Regions from separate parts of the Mus musculus genome. Here region 1 is linked to region 2. A link is a loop called in an ENCODE intact Hi-C map of the cell type or tissue named here. Cell type or tissue: heart. All regions are shown on one strand. Links, peaks and the distances in the headings refer to the core of each region. The heading gives the core; the rest is flanking DNA.

Evidence for each region. Hi-C counts contacts between places; a loop is a spot of excess contacts. Peaks named below come from ENCODE experiments on the same cell type or tissue, not always from the same donor. Only the 100,000 strongest peaks of a DNase experiment are listed, where the experiment ranks them.
Region 1: a loop joins it to region 2, with 2.6 times the contacts of the local background. A loop is called at or near these places in 2 of 42 quality-filtered maps.

Annotation. Positions count from the first base shown.
Region 1 is chr16:20,211,582-20,216,963 of GRCm38, forward strand. Yeats2 (YEATS domain containing 2) reads left to right here. Exons shown (of 31, transcript NM_001145930.1): 21 at 1-168; 22 at 1,686-1,814; 23 at 2,810-2,911. Among named protein-coding and RNA genes, the nearest start is that of Gm41431, 22 kb to the right of the region's middle. In heart, for the core only: a CTCF peak has its summit at 2,210 (motif pointing right); no DNase peak of the experiment used is centred there.
Region 2 is chr16:20,650,924-20,656,246 of GRCm38, forward strand. It overlaps Psmd2 (proteasome (prosome, macropain) 26S subunit, non-ATPase, 2), which reads left to right and starts at 729. Exons shown (of 21, transcript NM_134101.2): 1 at 729-928; 2 at 1,321-1,377; 3 at 1,670-1,834; 4 at 3,625-3,746; 5 at 3,895-4,119; 6 at 4,330-4,488; 7 at 4,636-4,780; 8 at 4,958-5,018. The coding sequence starts at 794. In heart, for the core only: CTCF peaks have their summits at 688 and 2,570 (motif pointing right); a DNase peak (open chromatin) is centred at 748; H3K4me3 peaks cover 2,235 bases; H3K27ac peaks cover 1,341 bases.

The DNA.
Region 1 (5,382 bases), core at 116-5,115, 440 kb before region 2:
CCCCTGTGTCATCCTCTGTTGGTTCTATAATCAAAACTCCTGGTCAGCCACAAGTGTGTGTAAGCCAGGCCACCATGGCAACCTGCAAGGGCCCCGCTGCTGTTGCCGGCACTGCCGCGTCCCTGGTATCTGCACCAAGCTCCATCTCTGGGAAAGCCACAGTGTCAGGTAAGTGCCACGACACTCCTTCCCCCTCTTTCTCATTAGACAACGATGTTCATATTTTGTATAGTATATCATTAAATAAGCCAGATATATTTCCAGATGGCTACTTTGTTAAAGCACATTCAGTGTCAGGGTAAGGGAGTGAAGACTACAGCTAAGGAGTTGGTTCTCAGACACCAAGCTTGGCAGCAAGTGCCCTTACTCGGTGGAGTCATGGACTCATTATATGGACCAGGTTGGCCCAAGTCTCCTGCCTCTGCCTTCTGAGTATGGGGATTAAAGCTGTGCACCACCCCACCATGATTGAGACATGCCTTTGGAGGTGCTTCCTTTTTCTCTTCCTTCCATATCCTGGCTCCAAAAAAAAAGAAGAAGAAAAAGCTTTTTCTATAGCATAGGCCCCAATAAGGTTAAGGAAGTCAGGCCTGCATGATATACATTCTCTTATATATAAACACCGAAATAATGAAAAAACAGAGACGTTGTTGAGATAATCAGGGAGGGTCGCAAGCATCAGCAGGACATTGGGTGACACTAAACACTGGTTAGTGTATAATCAGAACCTTTGCCGTTATATGGCTTTTCTTTTCCTTTTTGGTTTTCCGAGACAGTGTTTCTCTGTATAGCCCTGGCTGTCCTGGAACTCACTCTGTAGACCAGGCTGGCCTCGAACTCAGAAATCCACCTGCCTCTGCCTCCCAAGTGCTGGGATTAAAGGTGTGAGCCACCACTGCCCGGCGTTTTATTGCTTTTCAACTGCTTAGCATACAATATTTTCATTAAAAACAGGAATTTGAAAACTACAAACACCAGGTCATTGTCTTACTCCAAAGCCTGTGTCTTGGCAGCAGTTACTGCTTTGCCTTCCTGTTATGCTTTTTGTTGTTTTAGGACAAGGACACTTGAAAAATAAATTAGCCGGGCGGTGGTGGCGCATGCCTTTAATCCCAGCACTTGGGAGGCAGAGACAGGTGGATTTCTGAGTTCGAGGCCAGCCTGGTCTACAAAGTGAGTTCCAGGACAGCCAAGACTATACAGAGAAACCCTGTCTCGAAAAACCAAAAAAAAAAAAAAAGAAAGAAAAAAGAAAAATAAATTATAGCCGGGTGTGGTGGCGCACGCCTTTAATCCCAGCAGTCGGGAGGCAGAGGCAGGCGGATTTCTGAGTTCGAGGCCAACCTGGTCTACAGAGTGAGTTCCAGGACAGCCGGGGCTTCACAGAGAAACCCTGTCTTGAAAAACCAAAAAAAGAAAGGGGGGGAGGGAGGGGGAGAAGAGAAGAGAAGAGAAGAGAAGAGAAGAGAAGAGAAGAGAAGAGAAGAGAAGAGAAGAAAAATAAATTATTATATCAGAGTTTTACTGTAAAATCTCCATTATCCATTGCCTCCTGCATCCAACTTTTTATTTACTAAAGAGTGATTGTTCTGGGCACTGCTTGTGGGAGAAACTGGGAGTGTCAGAGAGGGCAGGAGCTTGAAGGAAATACCTTAACTGTACTTGACATTGTCTTTCCACTTTAGGGTTGCTAAAAGTTCATTCCGCTCAGTCCAGTCCCCAGCAGGCTGTCCTGACAATTCCCAGTCAACTCAAGCCACTAAGCATCAATACCTCTGGTGGCGTGCAGACTGTCTTGATGCCTGTGAATAAAGGTGCGTGCCACCCTGGTACTGACGCAGCTCTGTCTTGGGAACCCTCCTACCGGGTAGGATGTCTCTTGGTTTTGTACAGCTTGTCAGTTAGCCTTTATGTTTCATTTCATGTGCATGAGTGGGTGCATGCAGGCATATGAGTTTAGAGGACAACTTGTGAGTTAAGTTCTCCTTCTAGAGTGTAGGTCCCAGGGATTTAACTCAGGCCGTTGTGATGCATGGTGGTAAGCACCTGTGTCCCCTGAGCACTGTAGCTTGGCTCTGTCTGCCCATTTCTAAAGATGTGTCAAAAAAGAACACCTTGAGCGTTTGTGAGTTGGCTTTATTGCATTTTTATTTTCTTAGTTTACTGGCATGCCCTCATGTCCATAGTGGAGGCTGTAACTCAGTTATTCTGCCACTAGTGGGCAGCACAGCTTAAGATTGTGGTGTACACTTAAAATGGGCTCTTGACAACATGGAGTTGGGTTATTTGTAATAAAAATAATTTCTGTCTCAAGGAAGACAGGGAAGAATGTAAGTGCCATAGGGTGGGAGTAGGGTGAAGCTTTGTTTTCTGGACAGAGCATGGCCATTACACTCAGGAATGCAGTGGCCTTGGTGATCACCTACCCAGGGCTTGCACAGGGCTGGGCCTGTCAGCTCTGTCTTGGATAGGAGATGACCTTAGAAGTCCAGCCCCTCCACAGGGGCACTGTTGGCAGTTGATGGTTACTGAGAGAAAGGGGCGCCATCTTTAGTGGTCTAAACACTGTTGAGTAGATAGCTCCACACCATGGCCCATGTGTGCAGTGCTGGTTAAAAGTCAGTCTAAAAACAAAAAGACAGGGCAGTGGGAGCAGCTTTTGGGAGACAGGGAAGCTGGTAGCATAAGAGAACATGGGGGAATGAGTGTGGCCAGGATATATTATATGCATATATAAAATTGCTGAAGATTAAATTAAGGAAAATACTAATTTCTGTCACTATTATACTCTCATCTTTCTGTGTCTTAGTGGTTCAGTCGTTTTCTACCAGCAAATTACCTACTACTGTCCTGCCCATAAGTGTTCCAAATCAAGCTGCCCCCAGCTCTGCTCCAGTAGCAATTGCCAAAGGTATGTAGGACCTCACAGTATCTTTGTTCCAAAGGTTCAGCTTTGAGTTTCAGCATCTGTCAGCTGTTTGACAAACACATACTACGCACAGTGTCATAGTCTAAAGGAAATTGACATTATGGGGCATCAGGCATCTTTTTTTTTTTTTTTTTTTTTTGGTTTTTCGAGACAGGGTTTCTCTGTGTAGTCCTGGCTGTCCTGGAACTCACTTTGTAGACCAGGCTGGCCTCGAACTCGGAAATCCGCCTGCCTCTGCCTCCTGAGTGCTGGGATTAAAGGCGTGCGCCACCACTGCCCGGCATTATCAGGCATCATTTTTGCCTTCAGTTTATAACCTGGTTCAAGAAAGCTGCATAAATAGCAAACTGTGGTCGGTAAGTACCAGACAAGTAGTCTGAAAAGTGATTACTGGCATAGTGCAGTCCAGGATTTATGTCCAGGGCTCTCAGGGACAGGACTTGTATAAACCAGACTTTTAAAGAGTAGAGAACCCTTGAGCTGTAAGGAGGTCAATGGATATAAACTTGTATGGGCTTGTGTAAACCAGACTTTTGCAAAGTAGAGAACCCTATAGTTGTAGGGAGGTCAAGGGGGCATGCTGGTTTAAGAAAACAATAGAGACAAAACTTTAAGGACTTATTTTGGAGCTTGAGCACTTAGCAATCCATTTAGGCAGCATAGTTGTGAGAAGGGAGTTTTAGTGGGAGCACACTGAGCTAGCAGTATATCCCTGAATGTAAGAATCCCTGATAGTAGAAGGTGGGTACAGTGACAGTCATCTATGACACCTAGCAGTGACGGACTCATATAGTCAAAGCTTCGAGTGTAATAGTCCCCGGTGCCTGCTACTTTGTGGATACAACACTATCAGTAATTCTTGTGTCAGTCAGTCCTTCAGTTAGCTGTCACACCCTGGATTGTGTTGGGAATACACACACCTCCCATGTGCAGGAAACAGTGTGGTTTAAATTTGTACCAGGCTGCTGCTCTTGAGGCATTCTGGAATCCCGTCATCTTGGCAGGTGGATTTATAATTTGTTAAATGCTCATTTAAAGTAGAGTATAGCTGACTGATTCAGGGCCTGGGTTTGTAGGTAAAGCTTCATTGGCATACAATCACTCCCATTTGCCTTCATAGTATTTTTCAGACTCCCAAAAGTTTGGTTCCTGCAGAGACCGTGTGACTCACAACACCTACAGTATTTATGGATAGGGAACGTTTGTTTGCCCCTGAGCAAAATTTGCTGTGACAGCATTAATGCTGCTCCACACCAGACTAGTGTGTTTAATTTTGGACCAGGACAGAGCATCTTTTATTTTGGAGTTTTATTACATTAACTGTGTGTGTGCACATTGGCATGTACACACCATGGCACCCATATAGAACTTTAAGGACGATTTTCAAGAGTTGGTTCTCTGTTCATATGAATTACCGGGACCTAATTCAGGATGTTAGGATTGGCAGCACACTTCTTTGCCCACTGAGCCTCCTCACCAGTCCTTATTTTGGTTTTAAGCAAAGTAAAATGTTCAGTGAGGTGCATAACCATTAAATACAGTAAAACCTTTTTTCAGTAAACCAAAGAGAGGGAAGACTCAGCAATACCAAATATCCAGTAATGTAGAAAGAGGAAGATGGGACAGAAACAATGGTTCCGGGCCATTGTAGATGAAGGTACTTGCCACCACGGCTCCGAGGACCTGAGTTAAGGCCCCAGGGCCCATACAGTGGAACGAGAGAGCAAATTCCCACAAGTTGTTCTCTGACTCCCCCCCCACACACACACACATGCATATGCATGCATACCAAATAAAATTAAAATACCAGAGCGGCAGATGTGTCAGCTAGAGAGATGCTCAGCAGCTAAGAGCTCTTATGCTCTTGCAGAAGACCTAGCTTGGATCCCAGTACCCACATCCCAAGCTCACAGCTGCCTATAGCTCCCAGCCTCGCCCTGGAGGAGCTGAATCTGACGCCTTCTTCTGCCTTCAGTGGCAGCCCTCACAGTCCTGGCACACATACACACACAGCCATTAATAATAAAAGTTAAAATAAAAAATCTTATAGGGACAACCCTAAACATTTTAAGAGAAATTAAAAGGAGATAAATAAAAGAATATATTATGGTTAAAAGTGCGAACACGTAAAATAAAAGAGCCAAAGTCAGACATGGTGGTGTGCCTCTCTAATCTCAACATTCTGGAAGCAGAGGCTGACGTTGGCTTTTAGTGAGACTCTCATAAGGCTGTTAATTAACTAGCTGTTTTGATAGCAGAACAATCTTGATCAGGAAGACAGGATAGCAGATAGATACTAAGGAGCCTCAGCCTTTGAAGTAGTCAAAGATTACAAAGACCCATAAAACAGAAAATAATGCCCATGATACGCCCTCTCAGTGGAGAGGGGTGGTCTTTTTGATGACAAGCAGGTGAGGAGGGAAGGGACGTGGACATACCATGTCTGAAAGCAG
Region 2 (5,323 bases), core at 1-5,000:
ATGAAATATACATACTAAATATTTATATACCATACATATGGTATGTGCCTGATATATGTATGCATGTATGTACGTATGTATGTATTCTTATCTGTGATAGAAGTCATAGAAACAGAAACCGGTAGACATTTCCTACAGAGGACTATACGGCTATAGAACAGGCAGAGCAGCAATGGGCTGTTCAATCTCTCTCCAAAGGCTGAAGAAGTCATTGGCAGTGGAAATGGATGGTTATGCCTAGAATCCAAGATCTACACGCATCAGCAGCTCATGTCTGTAATGAAGTTATTCTCTGCTAGAAAGTAAGTTCGAGGCTAACCTGGGATAATAAATAAGTAAATTTCATCTTCACTTTGGGGGAAATGGTTTGCGGTTACTATTCCACAGTAGTAGTGGCATAATTACACCGAAGTCACACAGACTCGGTCAAGACTTGAAGAGTTTTGAGCTCATAGAAATCTCCTACAGAGGACTAAAGCAAGCATGAACATGTATGGACGTCCTGTCTTCAGGATGACCTTCTCATCGTACCATGCATCCAGTTGTGGTGAAGCTACAGGATCGGAGAGCTAGGCATCTCTGCAGTCAGACCACCCTTGCACGCACAGAGACACCCTAACTCAACAGTAGCCGTTCGGGCTGGAAGCCGGAACAGTAATTCCCGTCCTGCTCCAGAGGGCGGGACTCGGGATCCGCAGGGCGCTTCCGGTCTGGAGGACAACGCGCGTGGCCTTCTGGGAAAAGGGGCGGTGCGAGCAGGTGCGCGCGCAGCAGGCCGGCAGTAGTGGCGGAGATGGAGGAGGGTGGACGAGACAAGACACCCGTGCAGTCCCAACAGCCCTCCGCGACAACCCCCAGCGGCGCGGACGAGAAGTCGAGTGGCAAGGAGCGAAGGGATGCCGGGGAAAAAGACAAAGAGCAGGAGCTGGTGAGGCGCAGCCTGGGGAGCCCGAGGAGGAGGCCTTGGGCTGAGTCACTGCTGGCTCGAAGGCCTCGGGCCCGACTCCGTACTGCCCACCGCACCGGGGAGACTCAGGATGGGGCGACCCTTTCTTTATACCCTGCCCGCCCCATTACGCACTGTCACTCCCTGAGGCCCTCACCATCACATCGCGGTTCTTTGGTTATTTCCTAGAATGGCTTCCAAGCAGAGTCTGCCTGGTTCCTAAGGTAGACAGCCTTTCCTATAGGGCTGCTTCCCTATCCCACGCCCTCTTCTTGTCCATAGACATTCACACTCTTCACCTGTCCCGGGGTAAGTGGGAGGAGAATGTGATTCGGGTCCCCACTTTTGATGAGCTTCTTCCCCTAACCCTCCAGTCTGAGGAGGACAAACAGCTTCAAGATGAACTGGAGATGCTCGTGGAGCGACTCGGGGTGAGTCAAGATGTTACTACAGGGGGAGTATAGTTGATGTTTCTCATTTGTTTACTCTATTTCATTTTGAGGCAACAATTAGATACCACATATTAGATATTACGATAATTTGAGGGAAGAGTTACAAAGGGTATTTAAATGGGGTCATGGGTCTCAGGTCATTTACAGGGGTTGAGGCATCATGAAATAGGAGCCAGTTATGTCTTTGACCAAAGCATTGGTTAAGTATGTATGGGTCGTGATGTGGAGAAATGTGACTCCTTTTGGTCTGAGCATTAACATCCCCTATTAGGAGAAAGATACATCTCTATATCGACCAGCTCTGGAGGAACTGAGAAGACAAATTCGTTCTTCTACAACTTCCATGACTTCAGTACCCAAGCCTCTCAAATTTCTGCGTCCACACTATGGCAAATTGAAGGAAATCTATGAGAACATGGCCCCTGGGGAGAATAAGGTAATTCAGAATATGGCTGGGACCTGTCCAGTTGAATAATTCCTTTTTTAATGCTAAGTCACTGAAAGCCTAGTGGACCCCATCTAGCTGGAAAGTTCATCACAGTGAGACTGATTCTCCAGTGGAAAGCCTGAGAATGCTTCTCAGCTCCTTAGAAGTTTCTGCTTCATTATATCTTAAGATTTTCTTAGCACGATGTGTTTCTGACTTAATTTAAAATTTTTATAGTGTGTGCATATATGTGTGTGCCTGAATGCATGTGCTTGTATGCATGTGCATATGCATAAGTGTCACGCCTATGCATGCCTAAAGACCCTCGGTCTTTATAGTTGGTTTTGGGATGTCTTTTTGATTTTGGTTTTTGGAGGTTTTTGGGATGTCTTAATAGGTGCTGGGATTTGAACTCTGATCTTCATGAGCGTGCAGGAAGTCCTCCTAAGTGTTGATCCTTTTCTCCAGCCCCTCTAGCTGACCTCAAACTCGGCTGTGTGGCCTAGACGGAACTTTATTTTATGACCTTCCTCCTCCTCCTGCCTCTATCTGGAGTGCTGGGGTTAGAGGCATAAGCCAGTATGCCTGGCTTTCTAAGGCTTATATTTAATGTCCCTTCTCTCTCTTCTGTCCCATGTACATTCATCCCTTTTATGTCTTTTTTTTTTAAGATTTATTTATTATTATATCTAAGTACACTGTAGCTGTCTCCAGATGCACCAGAAGAGGGCGTCAGATCTCATTACGGATGGTTGTGAGCCCCTTTTATGTCTTAAAAACCCTCAGTTGAGTCACATTTGTCCTGTTGGTGCAACTGTGACCCAGAAGTCTTTACTTTGCAGTGTATTTTGAGTAGCCTCCTAATTGGCTTGCTTTTGTCCTTGACTCCCACATCATCTGCCTATCATACTGCAGTTACAGTGATCTTTCTAGATCATTTAATTTATAGTTATTTAGGTAGAATATTTAAATTATAAATAAATAATAGTAGATAAAAGTAATATTTTTTTAATAAAATTAAAATTCAGTTTTGTATTTATGTGGATGAATGTTTTGCCTCCGTACCTGTATGTATGTATGTATGTGTATCCTGTGCGTGTGATGTCTGCACAGGCCAGAGGCTGGGAACATGTTCCCTGGAACTGGAGTTAGGCTGTTGTGAACACCACGTGGGTACTGGGAACTGAAGTCAGGTCATCTGCAAGAGCAGCATGTTTTTGTAACTGTTGAGCCTGTTTTTCAGACCCCTAGATTATGCTGCTATTATTATTACCACCTTTTAGTAGTTTATTATTGCAATTAAAATTTATGCTGGGTGGGTCTAGAATGTTGAGGCCAAACTAGGCAATATGATGTAATGAGACTGTGGTGTAATGGGAAACACACTACAACCCAAACCCAGATGCATCTGGCTTTTTTTTTTTTTTTTTTTTTTTTTTTGGTTTTTCGAGACAGAGTTTCTCTGTATAACTCTGGCTGTCCTAGAACTCATCTGTAGACCAGGCTGGCCTCGGACTCAGAAATCCACCTGCCTCTGCCTCCCGAGTGCTGGGATTAAAGGCGTGCGCCACCACTGCCCGGCAGAAGCATCTTTCTTTGATTCCCCCATTGTTTATTACTCTTGAGTTAGGTTAGCTTCAGAGGGAGCTAGCAACACCAACTTTAGGGTTTTTTTTTTTTTTTTTTTTTGAGGCTTAGCATGGAACTTTTCTGTATAGAGACTAGTATATATTGAATTTTATAGGTGAATTTTGTGGACAGTAATCTTGATTCTGTAATGGCACATGCTGTTTTCCTAGTGTTTTGCAGCTGACATCATCTCTGTTTTGGCCATGACCATGAGTGGTGAGCGGGAGTGCCTCAAGTATCGGCTCGTGGGCTCCCAGGAAGAACTGGCGTCATGGGGCCATGAATACGTCAGGTAAGGCATTTTCTTTATGGACATGAGAAGGGACTTGGGGTCATTATTCTGTTTGTTTGGGAAACTGAATGTATTGAATCCCCCAGACACTGAATTCCTTGACTCCCAGCAACATGCTTCCCTAATGAGCAAGTCTATCTATCCATAGACATCTGGCAGGAGAGGTGGCCAAGGAGTGGCAGGAGCTGGATGATGCAGAGAAAGCACAGCGGGAACCACTGCTTACCTTGGTAAAGGAAATCGTCCCCTACAACATGGCTCACAATGCAGAGCACGAGGCTTGTGACCTGCTCATGGAAATTGAGCAGGTGGACATGCTAGAGAAGGACATTGATGAGAACGCCTACGCCAAGGTCTGCCTCTATCTCACCAGGTGAGTGAGTACAGGAGAGCAGGTAGCACTCGTCTTCCAGGGAGTCTTAGGGTTCCTCTTGAAGGAAGAGACTTTGTGACTCCTTAGTAATCCTAGAACATGCTACATTGCCTTCTGTATAGTAGGCATTCAGTGTGTATACTTGGGAAGGGATTTAAATAAGTTACATGAGTTGCACGTCCTGAAATTGTACTACTTTTGACTTTGTAGTTGTGTGAATTATGTACCAGAACCTGAGAACTCTGCCCTCCTGCGCTGCGCCTTGGGCGTGTTCCGAAAGTTTAGCCGTTTCCCTGAAGCTCTGAGATTGGCACTGATGCTCAATGACATGGAACTGGTAGAAGACATTTTCACTTCCTGCAAAGATGTGTATGTAGAGAAATTGGCAAAAGGAAAGATGAGTCTGTGTATGTGCTTTGTGTAAAAATCAGAGACGTAGCAGTTTCTGATGCGACACAGAGGCTTTTCTGTCTCATAGTGGCTAAGAGTGAGCAGGTGTGACCGCTTCCCCCACAGGGTGGTCCAGAAGCAGATGGCATTCATGCTGGGTCGGCATGGAGTGTTCCTGGAGCTGAGTGAAGATGTAGAGGAATATGAAGACCTCACAGAAATCATGTCCAATGTCCAGCTCAACAGCAACTTCTTGGCTTTAGCTCGGGAGGTGAGGGTCTCCTCTTGGTCCTGAAGGGTTTTGGCCGAAGTTCTGTCATTCTACCTCCCTGACTAATACCTTTCAATAGACTCCCTGGTTAAAGTTGCTATTCAGTGGGAGAACAGAAGGGACAGCTAGGTAGGGGAGTACTGGGGAAGCAGTTGTGACCCTCTGGCTTTTTTTCAGCTGGACATCATGGAGCCCAAGGTGCCTGATGACATCTACAAAACCCACCTAGAGAATAACAGTGAGTAGCTCTGTGGGCATTGGAGGGACTGTTAATTGTTCTAATTGTATTGGGAATAACAGCTTAGACAACCCATTTCTAAAGCACTTCAAATTCTTATGGAGACATAGATTAATTTAAAGTTGGAGACTGGGCTAGCAAGATGGCTCAGTGGTTAAGAGCGCCGACTGCTCTTCCAAAGATCCCGAGTTCAAATTCCAGCAACCACATGGTGGCTCACAACCATCCGTAACGAAATCTGATGCCCTCTTTTGGAGTATCTGAGGACAGCTACAGTATACTTATATATAATAAATAAATAAATC